Regions from separate parts of the Homo sapiens genome. Here region 1 is linked to region 2. Evidence: chromatin loops called from intact Hi-C (ENCODE). Cell type or tissue: heart left ventricle. All regions are shown on one strand. Each heading gives the region's core, and the rest is flanking DNA. Links, peaks and the distances in the headings are about the cores only.

Region 1 (10,500 bases), core at 4,781-7,280, 48 kb after region 2:
TCCACAAATTAAGTATGCAATAATGTCAAAACTACTCATCAACTGGATTTTCTTTTTTATGTATCTCATCTACTGACATAGACAATCCAAATTAACTGTATCATGTGAATGGGTATGTATGACATAAATGGTTTCACATATATCATTTTAATCCTCATTCTTAGCAAAAGAGGCAAGTACTAAGATTATCCTCATTTTATCAATGAGGAAACTAAGGCTTAAAAACGTTGTCCCTAGTCATACAATGAGAAAGTGATAGAATTGACATTCAAACCTAGACAGTCTGAATCTAGAGCCTAAATTCATAACTGCTGTACTATATTCAATCTCAATTCTACTGATTAATGTTAATAAGGAAATATATATGAAGATTTTAAGAACTAAACTACCTGTATTTTACTTGTTTTAATCTTACCAGCTTACATAATTACACAGCATATCTTAAACCTTTTATTAAACTTTACAGTAAAATTATTTGAACTCTTGAAGTCAGAAGCATTTTGGGGTTGCTAAAAACAAAACCATGATTTTTTAGAAATTTTTCATTAAGGCAACAGACAGCTTTACATAGTACTTAACATTAAACTTCCTCTTGCTGGCCAGGCATGGTGGCTCATACCTGTAATCCCAACACTCTGGGAGGTCGAGGCAGGTAGATGGCTTGAGCCCAGGAGTTCAAGGCCAGCCCGGGCAAGAGTGAGACCCTGTCAAACAAAAAAAAAGAAAAATTTGCTCTTGCTGAGGTGGGTGTGGTAGCTCACGACTGTAATCCCAAGTATTCAGGGGGCTGAGGCAGGAGGATCCCTTGAGCCCAGGAATTTGAAGCTGCAGCGAACTATGATCATGCCACTGCACTACAGCCTAGACAACAGCACAAGATATCATCTCTTAAAAAAAAAATTTCCTCTTGCTCTAGGTTAAACAATCTCATTCCTGTAAGCCAGACAATATCAAACAAGACCCTCACCCTTGGCAGTGAGGACATAATTAAAATGGAGATTTTATTTTGACTAACTGATGCACATAAAAGTTAGCATTTAATGTGCAAAATAACTCTCAACCATTTATTTAATTACTCTTAACCATTTCACCAACTTGAAAATCACCCATGATAATTCATCAACTAAGAAGACATGTTCTAATTCTTTCTCAGGCAGATACTGAAAACAAATAACTTTTTAAAATGTTTTAAACATCCTATGTTAGAATCGGAGACTATTTTCTTGCTCCCCCCACAACTCCTCCCCCAAATTCAAACAGGCTGAAATTTGGGGGAGGTAGCACAATGACATGGAAAGACTGTATTAAACATAATTTCTGTGAGCCTTGGTTTTCTCATGGCCTTGCTGTAGGAATCAAAAAGGTAAAGGACTATATTCATATAAAATATTCTTACATAAGAATATTATATATTCCTATATTTATATAAAGTGTTATTTCAAATAGAAGCTGCTTAAAAGGTATTCATAATTTATTTTGTAAAAAGATATTTAGTTCTTTTCTCCAGAAACATTAAAGATTAAATGTCACAAGGTTAAAATAACTTCATGTTAGATGTGTGCACAAGTAAACCAGATTAGGGCCCAAGTATATCAACTAGATAAGTTAATTTAAACTAGTCAAGAAGTTTAGCTTAGATATACAGGAGATATACGGCAATGAAAGTAACATAATATAACCAAACCCTGAAAGCAGCCTCATACATTATCTATTAAACACTGAAAACAGTATCTTCCCACCAAGTGCAGTAAACTGTCGTGTGGGTCATGTGGGTGACACATTTGAAAATGTTTTAAACCATTAGGCATCTTTTAATTCAAAAAATTTCTGTTATTATTAAATTCCCCAAGCCTCAGCATAACACAGTTACCCAAGTAACAAACCTGAATGTGTACACTTTAATCTATAATAAAAGTTGAAATTAAAAAAAAAAAAACAGTGGTACATGGCACATGTGTAAAATGGTTTAAGGGATAAGTGTATTAATATATTCCTGAATGAATGAACAAATGAAGGAACACTTCAAAAAATTTTTGGCAGGAAGAGTTTCAAGAGTTACAAATTAAGAATTTTCCATTTGTTTTTCAACCAATCACCTTTACTCTTTAAGAACACTCTATGCCACATAAAAACAAAGTTGATACTTCAGTAACTGTGTTCCCTCCCCAACAATCGGCTCTATGATCTCAGTGTTTAAAAAAAAATTCTATTTACCACTTCTGAAAAAGACATTTTGATACTGGCTTCAACTTTTATAATACATCTGCTAGTGCAGGCTTTTTCCACCCCAAACAATGTTTATATCCCTGCAGTTAGATTTCTTCCACATACTATAAGCTATAATCCACATAATAAAAGCTAAAATCCCTGACCAAAACTTTACAGATAAGTGGATTTAATAAGAAAGTGTATGTTTTTCCTCAACGAACATGACTAGTGAATATCAGATGTCACCAGTTCATCTGCAGGACATCAAGATACAAAGCAGGGGAAAAAATTACAGTAAAAATGTACTACTTACTGCGAAGACATAAGACTTAAATATTCCTATGATTCAGATTCGATGGGGAATATACTTTTGAAAATAAATCTGAAATGGACATGTACATGTTTTTACATTACATGTATGTTTAACTAAAACACCAAGTACTTTAGCCTCTGTACATACAGAAAAGTAAATATAATAAAACTGGTATGTATTTTTAAAATAAAAACATTCAAATGAAAGTGAAAGTGATAGATGTTAAGAAATGTTTCCTTGAGGGAGTAAGGCTTACCTCATTATTTCTAGATTTAACCACAACTATTAGGTGCAAAATAAAATGATTAATGACAGGTTCATTGAATTGCCTCCCAGAAGGCTTAATAAAGTATCCTAGAAATACAGTACAACTCCTCATAAATTTAGCCGACAAAGGCTTTTAAAAAGTATACAAAACTATATGCTAACAATATTTTTCATTATTTTTAAAAGTTTCATGTTTTTATTTTTAAACAACTTTGAGGTATAATTTATATACAATAAAATGTACAAATTTTAAACACACAGTGCAATGAGTTTTGACAACGAATAGATGCATCCATGAAACCACAACCTCAATGAAGTTACAGAATATTTCCATCACCACCAAAAGTTCTCTTGTAACCCTCTGTAGTTAATCACCCCACTATATCCCATCACAGGCAAACTGTGATCATTTCTATCATCATAGTTTTGCCTGTTCTAGAACTTCCTAAATGGAACTATATAATATATACTCTTTTGTGCCAAGTCTTTTATTCAACAGATATCTATAAGATTCATCCGTGCTGTCTTTTTATTGCTGAGGAGTATGCCACTGAATGACTATATCAAAATTTGTTTGTCCACTTCCCTATTCATGGATACTTAGATTGTTTTCAGTTTGGGGCTATTACGAATAAGATTCACATGGACACTCATAAGTTAGTCTTTTTGTGGGCACATGTTTTCATGTATGTATGGAATTACTGGGTCATAAGGTACATGCATGTTTACTAAGAAACTCCAAAACTTTCCAAGTGGTTTTGCCATTTCACACTTGTTTTTCATTCTCTCTGATACTTGAAATCCTTGGTCTTTTTCATTTTAGCCATTCTGGCAGTTATAAATGGTATCTCATTGTGGGTTTTAAATAATTTCCCTGATGACTAATGATGATGCTCATCTTTCCATGTGCTTATTGGCCATCTGTATATCTTCTTTGTGTGTCTTTTCAAATCTTTGCTCACCTCTTAAAAGTTGTTTGCCATGTAAGAGTTCTTTTAACATTCTAGATACAAGCCCTTTGTCACACATTGTATTACAAATATTTTCTCCTACTTTGTACCTTGCTTTTTCTTTTTACCTTTTTTTTTTTTTCTCTGAGATAGAGTCTCACTCTGTCACCCAGGCTGAAGTGCAATGGTGCGATCTCAGCTCACTGCAACCTCCACCTCCTGGGTTCAAGCAATTCTCCTGCCTCAGCCTCCGGAGTAGCTGGGATTACAGGCGCCCACCAGCACACCCAGCTAATTTTTGTATTTTTAGTACAGACGGGGCTTCAACATCTTGCTCATGCTGGTCTCAAACTCCTGACCTCAGGTGATCTACCTGCTTTGGCCTCCCAAAGTGCTGGGATTACAGGCATGAGCCACCGCGCCCAGCCTCTTTTTTTTTGAGACAGGATTGTGCTCTGTCACCCAGGCTGGAGTGCAGTGGCAGGATCATGGCTCACTGCAGCCTTGACTTCCCAGGCTCAAGAAATCCTCCCATTTCGGCCTACCGGTAGCTGGGACCACAGGCATGCATCACCATGCTCAGCTAATTTTTTTCATTTGTAGAGACGGTGTCTCCCTATGTTGCCCAGGTTGGTCTCGAATTCCTGGATGTAAAGCTATCCTCCCACCTGGACCTCCCAAACTGCTGGGATTACAGGCATGAGCCACTGCACCTTGTAGCCTCGCTTTTTCATTTTTTAAATGGTATCTTTTGAAGAGCAGAAATTTGTAATTACGATAAAGTCCAATTTATCAACACTTTAAAAAATCTTATGAATAGGCTTTTTAAAAAATCTTGAGAAATCTTTGTGCCTTTCCTAAGGTCACAAAGATTCTCTATGTTTTCTTCTAAAAGTTTCATAGCCTTAGGTTTACAGCATTTAGGTCTATAATCTACTTTTAGAAAATTTTTATATTTGCTGTGGGATAGAGATCAAGTTTTCCCTCTCCACCTGCAAGAGATCCAGTTAACCCATCATATGTGGAAAAGACTGATCCTTCTCCATTGAATTACCTTGGCACCTTTGCTGAAAAATCAGCCGGCCATGTATGTGTGAGTCTTTCAGGACTCTTTATTCTGTTCCATTGATCTGTTTATCAATCATGTTATTTTAAAGAGATAAAATGTACATTAATTATTCTGTTTGTTATAAACAGTCAGAACTGGGCAACTACTGATGTATTCCCAGCATTCCCTCACAAAGGAAAAGAAAATCACAGATTGCGAAAAATGATGAGATAAATGGCAGAAGTTTGTATTTCATCATTTTTTTAAAAAATCAGTTATTCTTAAAACAATAAATATAAGCCAAATTAACAGTAAAATGTGTTGAATTTATTTTCTAAGTTGACTGGTATTCGGTTAACTACTTGGAAAGAGTACAGTGGCAAAAAAGCACCAAGGTCTACAAAAGGTTCCTAATGAGCCTTTCAGAATTTCCCTGATAACTTCAGCTGAGCATTCAACTGGACAGTATCTCCTTAGGCTCATCCCTGGTCAGCTGTTCCAAACCATAACAACCTACCTCTGGTATCTCAGCCCTGCCCTTTGCCCATCACAATTAAGAAATGTGAGTGTACTCCTTTGGAAAGAAAACTGAGACTATTCTCTAGATTTTCAAATGCATCTGTATTTCTACCCATCCTGAAATCCTTCCCCCAAAATAAGGAAAGAAGAAAGGGTGTCCCTACTCAGATGCTTATTTTTCTACCTGTGGGTCCTTAATCCCAGCCTTTGGGTCAAATCAATCTCTTAGGTGGTGTTTCTAAATCTTTAGGAAATAAATTGGAATCTACAAGAATTCTCAATCTCGTAGGTTATTCTGTATTTTTCAAATATTTATTTATGTGTTTTAAAATAATAATGATGGCACCCGCAGCCCGTCTGGAGCAGCCGCTGCAGCGTCGCCGGCTGTAGCAGGGGAGGCACAGCCGGGTTCGTGGTGCCTGTTCCAGGGAGCCAGCGGGAGCGGGAACAGGTGGGAGCCCCACCCATTTCCGAATTGGCAAAGCAGGAGCCCCATGCTCCCAGGCGCAGCTACAGCCACCCAGCCATGGCTGCGGACCCAGGCATCTCTGCACTCTTGGGGGCCCGAGAAGCCCCCTGCCCCCACAGGCTTGGAAGTGACTGCTCCTGCTGCCTGGCCTCCCCCTGCTCCCTGCTCCCAGCACTCGCTCTGATTTGGGAGCAAAGTTGAAGCCGAGTCCAGGCGCTGTCGCAACCCGGGCGGGTGTGTGCACAGTTGAGGCAGTGCTAACACTCCAGCCCCCTGCTGCCTCAGTCCCCTCTGGACTTTGGGTGCCTACAAGTATGGGAGGGAGCCCGAGGGGGCACTGAGGGTGGCTCAGCATTGGCCTGCAGGTGCCTCTCTGCAGGAACAGCCTGGGCGCGATGGACTAAAGTGACTTACGGTGTCAGGAGGCAGACTGGCTCCTGGGTGGAAAGGGGTAGGTCCCTGGTGAAGCCCCACCTTCAAGCCAGGGACGGCCTGAAGCCTGGGGACCGGGCTGTCAGTTCTAGGTGAAGTCTGCACCGGGAGTGAGAACTTAGGGAGCTTTTTCTGGGCCCAACCATGGATCAACCAGTACACACTTCCTGCCTTATGAGACCCATAACCACCCACCCAGTCAGATTCACACAGACATGGGGACTACCGGCTGGGAGAAGGAACTACCCACTTCACGTCTCCTCAACTTGTAGGGATGACCTGCCTGCGGGAGGGAGCTACCCACTTCGGGTCTCCTGAGAACTGTTCTGCCACTCAATGAAGCTCCTCTCCACCTTGCTCACACTCCAGTTGTCCATGTACCTCATTATTCCTGGACACGGGACAAGAACTTAGGACCTGCTGAATGGCAGGGCTGAAAGAGCTGTAACACAAACAGGGCTGAAACACGCCCCCACTCCATTAGCCACGTTGTGGGCAACAAGAAGGAGAGAAGGGAGCCCACATCTAGGAGCTCCCGGAGCCAGGGTTGTGACACTCTCTTTGGGGCTCTGCAGTTCCTGGCATCTCCAAGCTTCCAGGCACCACCACATTCCCCTCATCCAGACATGGGTGCCCGCAGTGGAAGCTGCATGCAGTACATCTGGTCAAGCCGCAGCCTTCCATGGAGTCAGTGCCGGCGCCTGGGGCTGCCCGCCCTGCCACAGCAGCTGATGTGCCTAGCTGTCTGTGCACAGCAGCCAGACCTCACACTCACTCGCCCACACAGCCCTCACCGCTCCATGCCTGGCTTGCCTTTGGCAGGTGTGGGATCCGGGCCGGTAGCATGAGCCAAGCACAGCCTGCCAGGTCGAGTGGGCGGAATGAGGCCAGCAGGCACAAGCAGTGCTCAGGAAGAAGGCTCCGCCAGCTACAGAGGTTTCCAGTTGGCGAAGTAACATCCCAAGGATCCCATGACAATAATGAGTGACAGTAATTATTATATACAGTGAATAATTTTTCCATGATAGGGTTATTATCCATTTAATAGAAAACCACTAAAGTTTTAGTAGTTTTCTTAACACAAAAGATTTAATAATAAAGGCATGGTTTATAATTATCAACCAATATATTGTGGTATTGTGATAAGATCGATATTTTCGTAACATAAAAATGATCTATACCTGATATAGACATCTAATAATAGAAAACATCAAGTGAAGTAAACATTAACACATGTCAAATAGAAATTATTTAAAAATTTACAGATGATATCACAAATATTTGATATTTAAAAGCCACCAATTTTTAATAAAAATTTAAAACACATAAAACATTAATTGCCTTGAGACTTGACTTTTATTTCATGACAAACATTCCAGACATAGAAAACTTTCTTTCATGTTGCATAGATGTTGGTGTGATCACCAAGCTGGACATTCAAACACATTTTGCTTCATTTAAGCTCATTTTCTTCTTTAACAATAAAAATATTTTGTATGCTTGCACTGATTTCGGTTTTGCCATTAAAGTGAATATTGCTTTGCTAATCCAGATTACAGATGTTTCTGATTTCACATCAAAGTGTTCCATAGCCACACTGTGATCATCTCTTGCATTTATTCTGTCAAAAGTATTTACAAATAATCGTAGCCTGTAGCAGATACCAAACACTGGAAGCCCTCAGCAAACATTATTAGGTATAGTATTCAAGTAACGTAACATTCAGATCTCCTAGCAACATTAATAGCATTACAAAGAATCACATGTCCAAATGACCAATTTAAGATTTTGCTGTCAAAACTTATTATTTCTCGGGACACCACTCACTGGAATCATATACAAAATATACTATGTGAATAAGCTTATTCATACTTACGTTATTTGCAAGAATGATTCACCATTAGCAGTAGTCAGGGCTAGGAATACACACTAGTACACGGCAAAGCCACAATAAGACGTGAAGCTTTCTGTCCTGTGTTCCTCTCCAGCTTCCCAGAAATAGCCATCTTAACCTTTGACTCTCTGTGTCATGTTTCCTGCTGTTGCTGCAGACTTGATGTCCATGAATTTAATCAGTAACCTCTGCCTTGACTGCTAAACGTGAAGGAAAATTACAATACCCTGCCTGTTTTCCTGATTTCCCCACCAAATTTTTCAGCATTTGGGAATCTAGAAAAACATAAAATTCCTGAGAAATGCCAGGAAGCAAATCCTAAATGGGAACACTTCTCTTACGTATCTTTATGTAAGGTATCACTCCCTCCTCTCCTCTCCTCTCCCCACCCCCATTAATTTTCTTGCTCTTGGTTTTCAGTCATACAAGATCTTCCTAAGCTCTCTACCATCTTCTAAAACTTGTATGTGCTTCCCTGTATCACCTTCCCTTCATTGCCAATTCTTAAGATAGTTGTTTATATTTACTCCTTCTTCTTCTCCATTGGCCTTTTACTCCTCAACACACACACACCCAAATCCTGGCTTCCACTTTCACTATTCTATAACCTGTTGTACTCACTAATCACCTCAAACTGGCAAATGAGATCAGATCTCTCTCCAGGTCTCATCCTACTTTACCTTCATGTAGCATTTGATGCCATCAACCAATCCCTCCTTCTCAAAACTCTCTTCTAGCTTGGTTTCCCAAGCAGTAATCCATCTACTTTTTCTTACTGCATATTGTTTTTCCTGCTTTTTTGTTTTTTTTGTTGGCTTTTTATTCTGGCCCCCTCTTTAAATATGGATGTTTTTTAAGGTTCTAGGTCTCAGCCCTCTCATCTAAAAGCATTCTTCCTGAGTAATTTTAGCCTACTTTTGACCTATAATATAGTTTACTTCCAAATCCTTATTTCCAGCTTCAATCTTTCCCTTGATCTATAGAAAGAAATTTCTATCTTTCTACTGGATATCTCTACCTGAAAATGGTGAAAATACTTTCATCACAGCTATAGGTAGGAAATTATCTTTGATTATTCCTTCCTTCACAGCATGTTCAGCTGGTCATTAGGTCCCCTCTATCTATTCTACCTTCAAAATGTCTCCGGAATTGTCACTTCACTCTTCCTCTCAGTTTCTATGCTTCAGCTACACTTCATTTCTTAAATGAGCCATGCTTCTCCAACACAATACCTTCACACATGCTGTTCTCTCTTCCTGAAAAGTCATCCCCCCTCCTCTCTTCATCTAGCTAACTCCTGGTATTACGGGTTGGATTATGTCCCCCTCAAATTCATATATTGAAGTCTTAACCCTCAGTACCTCAGAATGTGACCTTATTTGGAAATAAAAGCTGTTGTAGATGTAATTCGTTAAAATGAGTTCATACTGGAGTAGGGTGGGTCCCTACTCCAGTATGACTGATGTCCTTATAAAAAGAGGAAATCTGGACACAGACAAGCACATGGGGAGAACACAATGTGAATGTGAAGGCAGATCAGGCTATTGTGTCTACAAACCAAGTAACACCAAAGATTTCCAACAAACCACCAGAAGATAAGAGAGAGGCATGGAACAGATTCTCCCTCATAGCCCTCAGAAGGAACCAACCCAGCCTACATATTGGTCTTGGACTTCTAGCCTCCAGAACTGAGAGACAATACATTTCTGCTGTTTAAACCACCCAGTTTGTCATACTTGTTATGGCAGCCCTAGAAAACTAACACCTAGTTGTAGCTCAGATTTAAGCTCAAATGTTACTTCTTCCAGAAGTCTTCCCCGATTCCCCCAAAATGAACTATCCCTTATCTCCCTCATTTATCAGCTCTCATAAACACTCATTGCTTTTCCTTTACAGCATTTATCATATTTATCTATGTGATTAATTATACTAAAATTATCTCCTCTACTAGTCTGTAAAGTAGATCAGCTCAGGTACTTCATTAGTTCTCCCTGTATTACTCACTTTGAAGTACTGATCCCTATCTGAAATGATCTTAATCATTTATTTAAGCACTTACCACATTTATTACTTATTTCTCCCTCCACAAAGCACAACCCTAAATTATAGAACAGTGTCTGGCACATAGTTGGTGTTCAACAATTATCTACCAAATGAACTAATGCATAAACTCCAATAGAAGAACCCATAAATGTTTTGCTCACTAATGATTATATATCCAGTTCTTAACATATAGAAAGCTGGTCATATAGAAAGCAATAAATAATTATACATGTTGAATAAATGAGCCTACTTAATAAGTATTTCACTATAAGGAAGCTTATCACTTTAAAAAATCACTTGTAAATATTAACAGTTTGGAGATGATAACCTTTCATATGCTAAAGTAAATCTTTTTTA
Region 2 (10,500 bases), core at 4,470-6,969:
TGTTCATTCTAAGATAACCCCCACCAGTATTGCCCTCAGTGCATTGTCATGTATTACTCAGCAACCTCATTCTTTCAAATAAGCTCAAGGGACATCACACTTTCACTGTTACTGTTACTCTGTAGTCCTCTCTGGAAGCTCAATGTCTCAGCTCTGTTTACTTAGTTCCCTTCTTCTGTCTTCCCCATTTTAGTGAATGGCATTACCATCTACCCAACCAGTTGCTCAAGCCAGGAAACTGAAAATCAGTTGTGATTCTTACTCCCTTTGCCCCTCCGATATCCAATCATCCACCAAATCTAGTAGATTCCACCTCCTAAATCTCTCTAGAATGAATTTATTTCTAAATCATGGTTCAAGTTATCACATTTCTCACTTGAACTACTGCAACAAGCCTTATAGTGTTCTTCCTATCTACAACGGTCCTGACCCAATTCAATCTACTCTCCACAATGCAAACGATGAAATTTCCTAAAATGTTTCTTACTGTGTTTTTTTTTTCTGCTTTAAAATTTATAATCTCACATCAATTAGGATGCCTACTCTTAAAAAAGAAAAAACAGATAAAATAACAAGTGTCGGCAAGGATCTGGAAACACTGGAACTTTTTGCACTGCTGGTGTAAAATGGTGCAGCCACTATGGAAAACGGTTCCTCAAAAAGCTAAAAACAGAATTACCATATGCTCCAGTAATTCCACTTCTGGTCTGAGCATATACCCAAAAGAACTGAAAGCAGGGACTTGAACAGAACCCAAGCTCATAGCAGCATTATTCACAATAGCCATGATACCTGAAAGATCGAAGTGTCCATCAATGAACTGATAAAATGTATTGTGTAATTGATAAAATGATAAAATGTAACTGATAAAATGATAAAATATAATATATAAATATACAATGGAATATTATTCAGCCTTAAAAAGAAAGGAAATTATGACACATGCTACAACATGAATGACCCTTGAAGACATTATGTGGAGTGAAATAAGCCAGACAAAAAAAAGGCAAATACTATAGGATTCAACTTATTTGAGGTATCTAGAGAAGTCAAATTCATGGAGACAAAAAGTAGAATAGTGGTTTCCAGGGGCAGGCAGAGTTATAATTTAGTGAGTATGGAGTTTCAGTTTGGGAAGATGAAATAGTTCTGGACAAAGGTAGTAGTGATGGGTGCACAACAAGGTGAATGTACTTAATGTCACTAAACTGTATACTTAAAAATGGTTAAAATATTAAGTTTTATGTTATGTATATTTCACCACAATAAAAAAAATCACAAACACACACAAATCTATAATGAGTCCTCATTAGCCTCAGGATGAAATCTAGAGATTGCCTTAATGTGGTTCACAATACCCTTCAGGATTTAGTCCTAGTATACCTCTCCTCTTGCTACCACTCTCTCTTCCACTAGGGTCCAGCCATATTGACCTATGCTGGAGCTGAGCTCACACCACCTTGTAAAAGTATTTGCACAAACTGTTCCCTCTGCCTAAAAGACAAGCCTCTTCAATTCTCTCTCCATCTGTAACTTTTCTTCATCTTTAGCCCTGTGTATTCCTTCTTGATAGTACTTACCACAATACTGTACCTGCCTATTTGCTTTACTGGCTCCCTTCCTACTAGTTTATAGCTGTATGAAGGCAAAAGAATGTCTCAACTTGTTTGGAATTATATCCTCGGTGCCTGGCACATATAAGAATTCAGTAAACATTGTGGATTATATAAGTAAATGTAGAAAATAGCAAAGTAATCATTGAGGCACAATAAAGTATGTAACATACACAAATGGACACATACCATTCCTCTGCAGGCATCTTTAAAATATTTTATGTCTGTTACAAACAGATAACCAAAAGGCTCAAATTCTTTTTTTTTTTTTTTTTTTTGAGATGGAGTCTCACTTTGTCGCCCAGGCTGGAGTGCAGTGGCGTGATCTCAGCTCACTGCAAGCTTCGCCTCCTGGGTTCACGCCATTCTCCTGTCTCAGCCTCCCAAGTAGCTGGGACTACAGGCGCCCGCCACCATGCCCGGCTAATTTTTTTTTTTTTTTTTGTATTTTTAGTAGAGACGGGATTTCACTGTGTTAGCTAGGATGGTCTCGACCTCCTGACCTCGCGATCTGCCTGCCTCCGCCTCCCAAAGTGCTGGGATTACAGGCATGAGCCACCACGCCCGGCCAAGGCTCAAATTCTTGAGATAAAATTCTAAATATAAAAAATTTCCTTCATACTAATCTACTTTCTTCTACAAATTTTTTTGATGGACAATTGTGGCAATTTTAAAGTTAATGTTTTTCAAATTAAGTATGAGTGTTTTTATTTCTCTCATAACTTTTAAAATGTAAACATTATATAGTTCAGCCACTGCCTTTACTTCCAAGCAACTTCTCCATGGGTGTCAATTCCCTTTTAAATAAAATACTATTTTTCCAGAAGGCAGTTAGCTTTTCATCATTCTTTCTCTTTAGATAACATACAAAGACAAATCCTATACGGACAAGTCTATGGACCCAGTGCTCATACACAGTCTCAAGTCAGTCCACCATGATTGCAAAAGCCCCAGTTCCAACAATGACCCCACAACCAAGGGTAGTGATGAGCTCAGCCACCTGCCTATCAGTTCGTTTTTTTAATGCCATTCTATTTCAAGTGTACACAGGGATCTCACTGCTTTTGAATTAGGTCAGTGAGAAATGCTAAGTCAAAATCCTGAAAATCTTGGCACAACCTTCCATACTGAAAGAATTGGTTATTTGTTCACCAGTTTTATGTTGTAATTTTTTAAGAGGAGGTATCAGCTTCAAAATGCAGAAATATCTATCTTATTTCATACTTTGCAACCATATAATTTATTATTTGAAACATCAATATTTATGATAATTTAATAATCAACTGTTCACACAGTTTGATTCAAAATGGAAAGAGTCTAAAACTAGCCATGTAGCACAATGTGGTCAGGACAAATCTTCTAAGAAATGGCTTTGGTAAATGTGGTGAACTTCTTATCATAGCCTATAATTAAACGACTCTCAAAGCCAGTCTGGAAAATGTATTCAGAAACTGCAGTAACATGCTGTGAAGGACTCTCCTCTTTCCCCCTCCTCACTCTTTCTTTCTGCTTTATTACCACGTTTCCCTTCCTCTCTTTAAAAAGAGTGTAACCAGATAATCTCAACAATGTTCAAAACCTGATAAAGGTGAAAAGTATTTATCACTTAATCCCTTTTTGGATCTGACTTTTTTCCCTTTTTTTTTTGTAGATACAGAGTTTTGCTATGTTGCCCAGGCTGGCATTGAAGTCCTGGGCTCAAGCAATCCTTCCACCTCAACCTCCCGAAGTGTTGGGATTCTGTAATCCCCGCAGCCATGAGCTGCAGCACCCAGCCCTGACTCTTTAATCAGAAGTGAATTTGTTACATGCATACAGTGGATTACTACTCAGCAATAAATGGAAAAACAAATACATACAATAACTAGAAGAAACTCAAAAATATTATGCTGAGCAAAGATTGCCAAACACGAAAGAGTGCATACTGTATGATTCCACTTATCTGAAGTTCTAGGAGTAGGCAAAACAAATCTATAGTAATAGAACTCAGCAGTGATTGCTTCTGGTGAAGACAGAGGGAATAACTGAGAAAGGGCATGAAGGAACTTACCTTCTGGGGTGACAGAAATGTTCTACATCAGACCAAAATATGGGTTACACTTTTGTATACGTTTGTCAACACTGATCGAACTGAATAATTAATCTGTACATTTCCCTGTATATAAATTATACCCTAATTTTAAAGAGAATGCTCTTTTTCTAGTTAAACTTTTTATTACTTAAAAATGTGAACTAATACTAGGTCTCTAGAAAGTACTTAGTATTTTGTAAAATATATTACCATTGCTAACCTATACTGAATGCAACTTAACTTACCCATGGAAAAAATAGCTGAAAATCATACATATGAGAAACTATGGACTGAGGTGGAAATAAGCACTGGCAATGATATTGATTTTTCTAGTACTTTTCAAGGTACCAGATCTAAAAATGCTTTACAAAAAATATTTTTAAAAGTCCCGTGCTACAATTCACAGGTTTTATCTGCTATGAAGGGAATTGCTACTTTCATTTGATCTCAGCATACCACATAGTCACCAAAACACAGGAATAGAAATGTTGAGTACAGCCATAAGGCAGCATGAGGAGGCAAGGTGTTTTTTTGTTGTTGTTGTTGTTTCTTTTTTCTTGGAGACTGAGTTTCACTCTTGTTGCCCAGGCTGGAGTGCAATGGTGTGATCTCGGCTCACCACAACCTCCACCTCCCAGGTTCACGCGATTCTCCTGCCTCAACCTCCTGAGTAGCTGGGATTATAGGCATGCACCACCACGCCCAGCTAATTTTTTGTATTTTTAGTAGAGACGGGGTTTGTCCATGTTCGTCAGGCTGGTCTCAAACTCCCAATCTCAAGTGATCCGCCTGCCTCGGCCTCCCAAAGTGCTGGGATTACAGGCATGAGCCACCGCATCTGGCCGGCAAGGGGTTTTTTACTTCTTTTTCATAAATGTTCACCACTATCAATAACAGCAAATAAATGACTGCTGTTTAGTCTCATCATAAATATGCTTCCCATGTACAATAACAGAAATTGCTAACAATAAAACTTTTTGTTGAATTTTATAACTCAAGGTCTAGCAGATATTCCTAACCAGTTTGCAGACAGGGAAAGGGGAAGGGAGGATTTGACTAACAAGTCAGTGGATAAAATCGATATACAGTATTATTTTATTTGCGTTTTTGTTGGCTTCACACAATCCACAGAATATGCGTTTTCATGTTTTCTTTCTGTGCCTCATTTTTCTCCTCTCCTTTCAGGAAAATAAACACAAGCTGTCATGTTCACGTGGCATTAGTTGAATGCTAAAAGCAAAACTTTCGGATCACTTACCTTATGTTGGCTATGTGCTGTTGCACAGGCTGATGCTGAAAATGGTCAGGCCACGGATGATGCAGGCAGAAGGATGGAGAGGGCTGAAGACAGCACGTAGTCTGATACACAGGTGAATGATTTGGACAAAGAGATGCAGAATACTCGGAGTGTGGCTGCATGCAACACGAGGCCAAAGCAGAGGGTGCTGCAGGGCCAGCCTCGGGATGGCACTCTTGGTGACTGCTATGGCTAGTCAAAGGGTGATGGTATGGGCAAGGATGGCAGCATTGGGGTAACATCTGAGGCATTCTTTGGTTGTCTAAAGGCAGAAAGGATGATTTGACCGTGCCATTAAGTTGCAGGCATCCATTTGGACTCACTTTTGTTCTTGTTGCTTCTTTGGGTGTGAGCTGCTGGGCTGCATGGTCTCCATCACAGGGGGTGAGGGGACTCGGGTTAGCAGCACTGGTTGCGATGCTGCTGTTGCTCAGAACCACAAAATCATTGTTTCCATTGCTCATAGCCATGCTCCAATTTCTTGACTCTAAGTAAGAAAATCATAAAATCGCCCAGTTACAGTCAGGCAGGCAAATATGTAGGAAAGACAAGTATGATATTTAAAAACAGCTCATTGAAAATGAGGGTTCTTGCAGAGTTGTGAGACAGTGGTAGAAATTCCGCAGCATCTGTGATGGAACCAGCCAACACAGTGGCACTCCTCTTCTTTCCTCCAGCTATTTTAGGCACCTTAAAAACCCTCTTCTATTCCCATTGATCACTTTTCTCCTGCCCACCTCTCCTTTCAGTGCCCTTCTTCTCACCCCATCCTAGATGCACAAGTAATCAGTTAAGAACTAGACCATTTTGCATGAGAGGAGAGGATACAAATAGCATCCTTTAGCTTTTCAACAATATCATGGTTGGCTTATATGTTCTGATTTAGGAGTGACGGGCAAAATGAAGGGCCACTCTGAGGGTAATTCATTGTACAAGGTTAAAATAATTTGAATAATCTTAAGAATGTTTTGTATCTTAGAAAAATCTCAAGAATATATGATTTTTCCCCTTAGTCATTCAAGTCTGAGAATAATAAATTAAAACCAGTCAGGAAAGCTAAGAATTCTAGCAACCAAAATATCAGATGCAAAATTCTATATAATATACTACAGGTGACATTGCCTGCACATGAGAAAAATAATACTATGGGTGGGATTTGCTTCAAATGAGTTTTTTTTCTTACTTTTTTTTTTCCTTCCACCAAAAGGTTCAGGGCTTCAATATAAAGGAAGATCCTTAGATGCTCAAATTACCAGCAGCAAGTGTGTCCAATCAACAAACAAAAAAACAGACAATCTCCCTATCCCTTTGCTCACTGCACTACCCTCTGAGCAACATACACACAAAATCCGGGAATTCACAGTAAAAAAAAAAAAAAGGGTCATCAAATGCTATTAGTCTATTCAACATATACATAAAAGCCAACAACAACAACAAAAAGAAAACTGTAATTTAGCTCGCTAACCCTTCTAGCATGCCATTCTCTAAGTAGACAAAACGGCTTGTGCAGGAATCTCTTTCTAGTCCTTCCCCACCTCTGGCAGACACACAGGTAATCAGAAGAAATCATCTTTTTCAGTCTGAGTACATAGTAATCTCACTGGCAAACCTGGATCCCCCATGAGGATTCCTATGTACATTTTCACCCAGTATGTAAACTGCTCAGCAGAGGCATTTGTGAGCAGAGCATGCCCATACTAGGATGTAAATTTAGCATATTTACCTTTCAGACAAAATTCCTCAAACACACCCTACCCCACATACACAAATTCAGTTAAATAAACATCATGCAATAGGAATTTCTTAATAAATTGCTTAGTGGGAAGACAAAGCATTTAAAAACATCAAAATATATATAAAATCAAGTAGATGTTACTTCCCTCATTAGTCTTACATCACTTTTGAAAATGGCTTGCCAATCCCAAACTTCCTTTTACAATGACCATTGAGAGGGATTCTGAACTGTAGTAAATACAGTTGCTCTCTCCTTCATTAAATCACTTTCCAATGTTCCCAGTGTTAAACAAACATCCACTGTAAAACATTCAAAGAATATACCCAACACAGAGTAATAGTAGTTAATGTATTATCTAAACTAGCAGGAGGTAGGGTAGATATACTGACCGGCAAGAGCACTAATGTGATCCAGGAGGCAAGAACTAATCTCATCATTTTCTAAATGTGCCATCTCAGCAAGATCTGCTCATTTATGCTTCAGTTTACTGAAGAATATAACCTCCCTTTTGTTGTTAACAAAAGAAAAAGCCATATGCAAAGGTTATGAAAATAACAAAACATAAAGGACATTTAAAGAAGCACTGGACGTTTTTTAAAAAAGCTAATTGAAATTTAAGATGTTTAATTGTGTCTTAGATAATGTAGGAAACAATCACTAGATGAGATCAATGTAATTATTTCCCAGAATTAGAAACTCTCATTGTACGAGCACTCCATTCAAAGAAATCACTGCAGGCACACGCTTTTCTCCAACCTCCACCTGTACCTCAGTTAAACTATCACAGCTGATGGGAATCTGCTGGGCTAAATGGGAAAGTCAACTCCTCCTGCCCTTTCCATCAGGAGGGCTGAAGGAAAGAATACTTCTAATTTGTTAGTTTGTTTTTACCATCCCAGGTTGGTTAATGTATCATCTCAAATAGTCTACTTTTTCCTAGGTATTTAATTCAATCAATTCTACTGATTCTAATCACAGATGCTGGGTAAGTCATGCCAGTGAGAAGCATCTAATAACAACAAATGACTTAAAAGTTTCAAAGTGAAACTGGCTGATAGGGTTTGGATCTGTGTCCTGCCCAAATCTCATGTCGAACTGTAATCCTCAGTGTTGGAGGTGGGGCGTGGTGGGAGGTGATTGGATTATGGGGCTAGATTTCCCTCTTTGTGCTGTTCTCATGATAGTGAGTGGGTTCTCCTGAGATCTGGTTGTTTAAAAGCATGTGACACATGTCCCCGGCCAACTTTCTCCTTCTCTGGCCAGCTTCCCCTTTACCTTCTGCCATGATTGTGAATTTCCTAAGGCCTCGCCAGAAGCTGAGCTGGTGCTGCCATATTTCCTGTACAGCCTGCAGAATCGTGAGCCAATGAAACCTCTTTTCTTTATAAATTACCCAGTCTCAGGTTATTTTTTTTTCTTTTCTTTTTTTTTTTGAGATGGAGTCTTGCTCTGTCACCCAGGCTGGAGTGCAGTGGCGCGATCTCGGCTCACTGTAAGCTCCACCTCCCAGGTTCATGCCATTCTCCTGCCTCAGCTTCCCAAGTAGCTGGGACTACAGGCGCCCACCACCACGCCTGGCTAATTTTTCATATTTTTTAGTAGAGACGGGATCTCACCGTGTTAGCCAGGATGGTCTCGATCTCCTGACCTCGTGATCCGCCCGCCTCAGCCTCCCAAAGTGCTGGGATTACAGGCGTGAGCCACTGCGCCCGGCCTTTTTTTTTTTTTGACAGGATCTCCATCTGTTGCCCAGGGTGTAGTGAAGTGGTGTAATCTTGGCTTACTCACTGCAACCTCCACATCCTGGGTTCAAGTATTCTCCCACCTCAGCCTCCTGAGTAGCAGGGATCACAGGTGTGTGCCACCACACCCAGCTAATTTTTGTATTTTTTGGTAGAGACAGGGTTTCACCATGTTGGCCAGGCTGGTCTCGAACTCCTGACCTCAGGTGATCTGCCCACCTCGACCTCCCAAAGTGCTGGGATTAGGATTACAGGCGTGAGCCACTGTGCCCAGCCCAGGTATTTCTTTATGGTAGTGCAAGAACTGAATACATTGGGCTTCAGACAGAATCCCATCAACCTCTAACTCCCTTCAAAGAACCCTGAAATCCCCTCTAGACCCTCCTCAATCTTCATGTTTTCCTATCTTCTAATTAAATCTGCTTATCCTCAGTAAAAAAAAAAAAAAAAAAAAAAAAAAATTATTTTTCTTCATAATCAGAATCACAACTATCATTCTCTTTTAAATTTATTACAAATGTATCGTTTTGTAGTTACACAAGAGTTAAATAGATTCTTATATGCCAGCTGGGGACCTAATCATCACTTATAACATGTTTTTTCCACATGGTAAAATGCAGTTCAAATGCCAAATAACTGACTTACAAATGAATTTTTGGAACACAACCTATTTTGTAACTTGGGAGACTTCTTGTAATGAAGTAGGAACTAGTAAAGAATAATTTGAACTCTGACTTTGGCTTGTATTTGAAGCAAGTCACATGAGTGTTCTCTGATTCCATTTCTTTAATTATAACATGGGACCAATCAATTTGACCTCATAAGTATGTAAAAAGTACAGGTAAAAAAATTTAGAAGCAAAAACAGAAAAAATATTTTATGAACTGTCTATAGATTATTTAAGTTCAATGGATGCATTTGGGTAGGTGTTCAGGTGACCAGCCAGAATAGGAAAGTATTTCACTCTGAGATCAGGAGTTAACCCTAAGGCCCATACAGAGAAAGATCATCCCTTCCCCCTCTTCATCCCGTCCTTCCTTCCTTCCTTCCTTCCTTTTTTTTTTTTTTTTTTTTTTTTTTTTTAAAGACAGGGTCTTGCTCTGTCACCCAGGCTTGAGTGCACTGGTGCGATCATGGCTTCCTGCAGCCTAGACCTCCCAGGCCCAAGCAATCCTCCTGCCTCAGCCTCCTATGTAGCTGGGACCATAGGCATGTACCATCATGTCATGCTAATTTTTAATTTTTTTGTAGAGGTGGGTTCTCCTATGTTGCCCAGTCTGGTCTCAAATCCCAGAGCTCAAGCGATCCTCCTGCCTCAGCCTCCCAAAGTGCTAGGATTACAGGATGAGCCACCATGCCCAGCCTCCTTTTTCTTTAGAACTGAGATAAATGAGGAAAAAATCCAGTCTGAGCCTAAGACGGAGGGAACTAACAGGAAAGAAGAATAAGATAGAGGAAGTATAAGTATAATAGGAGTGGAATAAGGAGTTCCTGAGAGTCTTAATACCCTTACATTTGTCAAACTATTGTGATAAGTGTAATGGTATATGATTATGAATGCAGTGATAGTAATATTTATAGTGAAAGTTTAAAATCGGTTTTGGGTAAAATATAATGAGTAACTTTAAAAGACAGCTATGTTGAGACTGGGCACAGTGGCTCATGCCTGTAATCCCAGCACTTTGGGAGGCTGAGGCAGGAAGACTGCTAGGGCTCAGGAGTTTGAGACAAGCCTGAAAATATAGTGAGACCTTGTCTCTAAAAACAATTTAAAAGTTAGCTGAGCATGGTGTTGTTTGCTTGTAGTCCCAGCTACTCAGGAGGCTGAAATGGGAGGATCACTTGAGCCCAAGAGACGGAGGTTGTGGTGAGCTTGAGACACACCACTGCATTCCAGCCTGGGTGGTAGAACGAGACCCTGTCTCAAAACAAAACAAAACAAAACAGCTATTGTTGAAATCACCTGTTCTCCCAGGGCCATAAAACACAGGGGAATGCAAAAAAAAAAAAAAAAAAAAAAGGCAAGCTATTATTGAAGCATT

What was found. Peaks named below come from ENCODE experiments on the same cell type or tissue, not always from the same donor. Only the 100,000 strongest peaks of a DNase experiment are listed, where the experiment ranks them.
Region 1: it touches region 2 in a loop (2.9-fold over the local background); 3 of 110 quality-filtered maps call a loop at or near these places.

What each region holds. Positions count from the first base shown.
Region 1 is chr1:222,889,985-222,900,484 of GRCh38, reverse strand. All of the region lies in intron 1 of DISP1 (dispatched RND transporter family member 1), which reads right to left. Among named protein-coding and RNA genes, the nearest start is that of DISP1, 80 kb to the right of the region's middle. In heart left ventricle, for the core only: no CTCF peak of the experiment used is centred there; a DNase peak (open chromatin) is centred at 6,074.
Region 2 is chr1:222,937,775-222,948,274 of GRCh38, reverse strand. It overlaps DISP1 (dispatched RND transporter family member 1), which reads right to left. Exons shown (of 9, transcript NM_001377229.1): 3 at 4,943-5,468. The coding sequence starts at 5,451. It also overlaps the pseudogene NDUFB1P2. Among named protein-coding and RNA genes, the nearest start is that of DISP1, 130 kb to the right of the region's middle. In heart left ventricle, for the core only: no CTCF peak of the experiment used is centred there; no DNase peak of the experiment used is centred there.